2 separate regions of the Homo sapiens genome follow, and region 2 is linked to region 1. A link is a contact called in ENCODE Hi-C or POLR2A ChIA-PET data. All regions are on one chromosome and are shown on one strand. Each heading gives the region's core, a stretch centred on a gene start or an enhancer-like site at or near the end of the contact. The rest is flanking DNA. Distances are from core to core; before and after follow the strand shown. Region 1 overlaps CFAP57 (cilia and flagella associated protein 57). Region 2 overlaps PTPRF (protein tyrosine phosphatase receptor type F).

What was found. Hi-C counts contacts between places; a loop is a spot of excess contacts on that map. ChIA-PET counts read pairs that join two places held with the same protein, here RNA polymerase II (POLR2A). Pooled maps may share reads with other maps.
Region 2: a loop to region 1 is called in a pooled map, with 2.4 times the contacts of the local background. The contact joins two enhancer-like sites. A Hi-C loop is called at or near these places in 2 of 50 pooled maps. POLR2A ChIA-PET finds 5 or more read pairs at or near these places in 2 of 52 experiments (H1 and WTC11).

What each region holds. Positions count from the first base shown.
Region 1 is chr1:43,238,151-43,240,999 of GRCh38, reverse strand. The region is part of intron 21 of CFAP57 (cilia and flagella associated protein 57); the gene reads right to left. All of the region lies in intron 1 of LOC105378685 (a long non-coding RNA gene), which reads left to right. The region is part of intron 1 of LOC124904164 (a long non-coding RNA gene); the gene reads left to right. Among named protein-coding and RNA genes, the nearest start is that of TMEM125, 30 kb to the left of the region's middle. Within about 2 kb of position 1,384, at least 9 of the 41 ENCODE cell types and tissues checked have a DNase peak (open chromatin) inside an H3K27ac peak, as active enhancers do.
Region 2 is chr1:43,550,132-43,552,980 of GRCh38, reverse strand. The region is part of intron 3 of PTPRF (protein tyrosine phosphatase receptor type F); the gene reads right to left. Among named protein-coding and RNA genes, the nearest start is that of PTPRF, 21 kb to the right of the region's middle. Within about 2 kb of position 1,385, at least 9 of the 41 ENCODE cell types and tissues checked have a DNase peak (open chromatin) inside an H3K27ac peak, as active enhancers do.

The sequences.
Region 1 (2,849 bases), core at 135-2,634:
AGCCGGGCGTGGTGGCGGGTGCCTGTACTCCCAGCTACTTGGGAGGCTGAGGCAGGAGAATGGCATGAACCCAGGAGGCGGAGCTTGCAGTGAGCCGAGATCGTGCCACTGCACTCCAGCCTGGGCGACAGAGCGAGACCGGCCCCTTCTCCTCTCCTACTCTCTCTTTCGCCATGTGACACGCCTGCTCCTCTTTTGCCTTCCATCATGAGTGAAAGCTTCCTGAGGTCTTGACCAGAAGCAATGCTGGTGCCATGCTTCCTGTACAGCCCTCAGAACTGTGAGCCAAATAAACCTCTCTTCTTTATAAATTACCCAGCCTCAGGTATTCCTTTATAGTAATGAAATCTCTCTGTCTCGGATGAAATGCCCAGTCCTCATTGTCAACCCCTCATTCTTCATGCTAGGATTTGTACTTGTGTTTCTGAATCAGATGTTTTCTCCATCGAATGCTTTACCCTTTGAACCAACCCAGGCCTTGCTGATTGTAGTGTGATGGGTCCCCCACCAGGTTACTTAAGGGTGTATGTTCACTGTCTGAACCCTCAAGGCCAGGCAGTTAGTCAAGGCCATGGTGCCCAGCTGTGGAGCAGGTGTCCCTGAGAATCCAAACATCCTAGAAGATATCTGAAAACCTACTAAGGAAAACAGTCCCATGGCACATACACAGTAGGTGAAGAGCCAGAAAATTAGCTTAAAAGCAGCTTAGCGATGTGAGGCAAAGCAGGTCTCTAGAGCTGTCCTGCTGCTGCCCAGGAGTGCCCCACATGGAAGACCTAAATAAACTCATCTACTCACCAAGCTGGACTTGTCATTCTTCGGTCTCCCCAGTTTGGGAGGGAGGGTGGGGAACATTACAGTTCCAAATTGTCTCATAACAGTGATAGGTTTCCCGCATTTCCTTTCCAGATGCTGCCTGGTAAAACTCTGCTAGATCCTCCCATGGACCTTCTCCTTGCAGACTTTATATCATGACATGATCAATTCAATACATATTTATTGGGTTATGGACCTTGGACCCTGCCTTGCATGTTAGAGGTGCTCATTAAATATTTGTGAAATGGATGAGAAAATGTATAACTAATGCAGTGGATACCAAACCGAATAAGATGAGATTCTTACTAATAAGGAAGTTACAGACCAAGGGATAAGGGACAGGTGAAAGAGACCAGAACAGAAGGGAAGGTCTTAGAGCCACAGGGGGAAGCTTGCTTGCTTGAGGTCTCTCTCCATTTCTCCCTTCAGTAGGCCTCGCTAAGCTTCACTTCTCCTGATCCTCATTAAATAACTCAATAACAATCATCAGAATAAGCACTAGAAACTGAAAGCACAATTCGAGTTCTCTCACAGTTTGCATCTTTAGCTGCTTCCTCTTTTTGGTCATCTCCATCCATTCTGTCACTGAGTCCTATTGATTTTGTGTCTGAGTTGATTCTGATGTTCATCCTTCCTGCTGGTTTGTCACCAGCTCTCAGTGTTCTCCCTTGTTCTGCTGTAAAGGCCCCCCGGCAAGTGGAGCCCTGCCCTGGCTTCTCCCCACCCCCTCCACCCTCTACAGCCCTGTCACTGTGATTGGGATTTCTGGCTCCTGGTACCTGTTGGTGTGAATGCCTGTTCCTGACCCCCCTGCCAACCTCTGACATCTTCATGATGCTCCCTTACCTAAATGGGTCTCCAGGGCTTGATCCTTTTTGGAGTATGATTGAGGCCCACCACTCAGTGCAGCCTGACTCTCTTGTTCTGTTCATTCATTCATTCATTCATTCACGTATTCATGTAAGAAAAGTAATCTAAGAACCAGTTCCTGAAAGCTTATACTGGTCACTGTGCCAGGCATGGGAGGTCCCGCTTGGCTCCACTGCAGAGCTGCCATGAGAGGCTGAAGCATGGTTGGGCCCCTGCCCAACCCAGTGTGACAGTGTGCAACCCCAGGGGAGACAGAGGAGAAGAGTGTTCCAGGCCCAGAGCCAGGAGGCGGCAAGCAGAACCTAAGGCAGGAAGAGCTTGATGATAACGATAATAAGAGTAACCACAATTGCAAGGGTTGATTGGATCACTGCAAATGTATCAAACAGCATGCATACAGTCCCTCAGTTCATCCTTACACCAACCTTGTGAGGAAACTGAGGCCGTATCTCAGTGGTAGAGCTGGTGTCTGAACCCTGTCGTGCCTCCATCCAGAGAGCCCTGCTCCTCCGTGACTACTGCTTTCCAGGCTCTGCTGTCCCCCCTCACATTTATGTCACCTCCATTCCAATATCTCACATAGTATGATGGCCAAGGACACTCCCAATAAGTATAAGTTGGGCTACCTGCAAAATGTTTTCTGGGGTGGCCTGTGTTCCGAGGGGTCCCGAGGTCACATTGAGGTCGACCGTTTTTGCTTTGGATGGCTTTGTGGATTAAAAATGTGAATGCAATGGGTTTGCCGAGCCTTCTCTTCCTGATCTCTCCCTTGTCAGTTTGACTTCCAAAATCCCCTCCAATCCTCCAGACCCCCACCCAGGTCTACACAGCTGCAGAGGAAATCTGACCTGGGGTCCACCAACGTGCCAAGTCTTGGGGGATGTGAAACTGTTTATGTAAAAAGCTTTCTAAGCAAAGGGGCTCTGCCAAGCTGTCCAGGACTGCCTTTGGCCTTTGGAACTGACTGATGACCCTGGCAGGTCTTTCCGACCTCCGTATTGAGCAGAGAAGAGAAGGGAATGCCTACAGCACCCCCTAATGGCATGGCCTGAGTCGATGCCTTTAGAATATGGCAGTACCTCACAGCCTGGAAAAAGCAGGCAACAGATTTATTCCATGGACTTGGAATCCTTGCATCAGTGACATCTTTCTGGAACCCACAG
Region 2 (2,849 bases), core at 136-2,635, 310 kb before region 1:
GCCCCCACATACCAGCAGCAGTCCCAAAGGCCTAGACAGTCCAGTTCCTAAGTCTCTCTGGATATCTTCCCAGGTGAATGCTTTCCTGTAAATCTGCCTCTCCCATCCCTCCCCCCCGACTTAGTTATTGCCTTCTGACAGTCTCCTCAAGGTGTCCACAGGGAGGCAGAGGGAGGAGAAGAAAGGTAGGGGCTCAGACATGGCACTGCCACACCCTCATCACCTCAGTACACATACCAGGGCCAGTCCACAGCCCCTATCCCTAAGAATTCAACCACCTAGGGTCATGAACCCAGAGAAGCCCAACCCATTTGCTACAATCTTGTAGCAATAGCTCGTTAATCTTGACAGCTGATCCATTTCCTATTAATCAGACCAATGAACAGCTCCAAAAAGGGCTAGTGCTGTGAGAAATGACCTTTCAGACCACCTGTTTGGTCCCCAGGAGCCCAGGCCCAGCCTGGTCCCTGGCACAGAAACGTGTGCGATGATGACAATCCTTTGCCAAGCACCCACTCTGCACCAGGTTCTTTATCTTTAGTCCTTCATTGCTATTATCCTCAGTTTACAGGCTCAGAGGGGTCAAGTCACTTGTCCAAGATCACATGCCAGTGAGGGGCACATCTGGGACCTGAATTCAGGCATGTTTGACTGTCAAACACCTGGTACAAAACAGTTCACACAAGATTGTCAGGGACCTTGACAAGAACAGAGTCAGTGGAGTGGTGGGTGGGGGCCAAAGCCAGACCAAAGAAGGCCAAAGAATGACTGGGAGGCGATGAGGGAGAGAGGGAAGTACAGGTGACTATACAGCCAGCAGCTGGAAAGGATGAGGCGGGAAGGGAGGTTTGTGAATTTTTTTTTTCTTTTTTTCTTGAAGACAGATATGAAAGGCAATGTTTAAATACTGATGGGAGCCAGCAGAGAGGGAAAAGGTGTTGATCCAGCAGAGAAGGGACGGCAGATGGGGCAGAGTCTCCAAGGAGGAGAGGGTCTATGGGAGCGGGGTAGGGAGTGGCAGCTGCAGGTACCAACAGAGAAGGAACTTTTGAGAACTCCAGGGGCCAGGGGCTCTGGGGGTTTTATGTAATTATTATGCAAGTCACTCACCATCTCTGAGCCTCTTTTTTCCCATCTCCAAAACAGTGACACAGGATTCTGTCATAGATGGAATGAGATGGCTGTAAACTGCTTTACGTGGTGGGCCTTCCATGAGGGAAGCTGTCACTCGTACCAGCATTATCAGTCTTACCGCAATCCCATAAGGTAGGTAGTATTATTATCCCCATTTAAGAGGTGGGGAAATAGAGGCTCGGAGGGTGAAATGACTGGCAAGTCAGAGGGATGCAGGCATGGAGCCAGGCTTTGATCCAGCCTTCTCACTCCTAAGCTCACCTACGGCCTTCCCTGGAGGGAGACCTTGGGACTGACTATGTTCTTAGAGTGCCTAGGGCAGGCTCGGGCAGCCAGCTCAGGGAGGCTGTAGGGACCAGAAAGACAAGAAGACACCACAGAAGGTCCAGAACCCCCCAGCGTGCCTTGCCCTTCCCCTGAATGCCCTTTGAAGGAGGCTCCAGGCTCTCCCGACTGCAGCTGTCTGCAAAGTTGGCCTCTGTTGCGCCTTCCAGACAGACCCTCTCAGACACGACTCTCCTGCTCAGGCTCCACTGGGGGTGTCTCCTGTCCCCCACCCCCATACCGTGCACTCTTCCCCCACACTTGAAGCCCTCCACAAAGCAGCTCAGGGTTCTCCACCTGCGCTGCCACACCCTAGTCCAGATACCACCTTCCCTTGACTGGCACTCCACTGGCCTAACACGCGGAAGCCCCTGCCTCCAGGCCTGCCCCACGCCTCCCGTCTGTTCTCTACTCAGTGTCCAGAGTGAGCTGACAGCCTCCCCCGACACCCCGCCCTATCAAAACCCTCCAAAGACCTGCCGAATCACTCTCCAAACACCTGTTATGGCAGACAAAGCCGCGGGGTCTGACCCAGCTGCTCTCCCCAGAGCCCCAGCTTTGGCTCCTCTAAAGAGCAACGTCATGTTCCCTGCAGCCACAGGGCCTTTGCATAAGCTGCTGCTTCTGCCAACCTCCGCCATACACTCTAACTTCCATTCATCCTTCTGCTCTCCATTTAAGTATCACTGCCTTCTCCAGTCCCCCTGCCCCCAACCTATGAGCTCAGTTCCTAGTTTGAAACTCCCGGGTAACTCCCTTGCCTCCCACAGCACTGCTCCTAGCTTATTACCTACCTGCCGAGCTTATAACTTTCACTCACAGTTTATTATGCACACGTGTGAGATTATTACTTTTCCACATTTTTGGTGTTTGATTAATGGCTGCTTCCCCTCCTAGAACATAACCCTGGGCAGGGCAGATAGCATGCCTGTCTGGATTCCTGTCCCAGTGTCTGACCCAGTTCCTGGCACCCAGGGGTGGAGAATGAAAGAAGGACCGAACTGAGGAACCAGGAGGATGAGGACCGCGGCCCCTGCTGCACCAGGGAAGAGAAACCCAGGGAGAAAGTGCCCCTCCAGCTCCTGCCGGGACCTGCAGCGGCAGAAACTGGGGGCTGGAACCGGCTGAACCGGAATGGCCGGGCGAGTGCGCCTGGGGGCGGGGTGGGGCGGGGCCTCCGCTCCAAACAAAGAAGCGGAGAGGAGACGCCGGGGAGGAGAGCCAGGTGTGGGTCACCGGCGGCCTGGAAGGAGGAGGGCCCAAGAGCCGTGGGAGGCTGGGCTGTGCCCAAGGCCTGGGGCTATCGAGGAGGCAGAACAACTCCCCTCCCTTGGAGGCTGGAGAGGAGCCTGCACCCTGCCCGCCCACCCAACAGACTAGGCCAAGCTGGC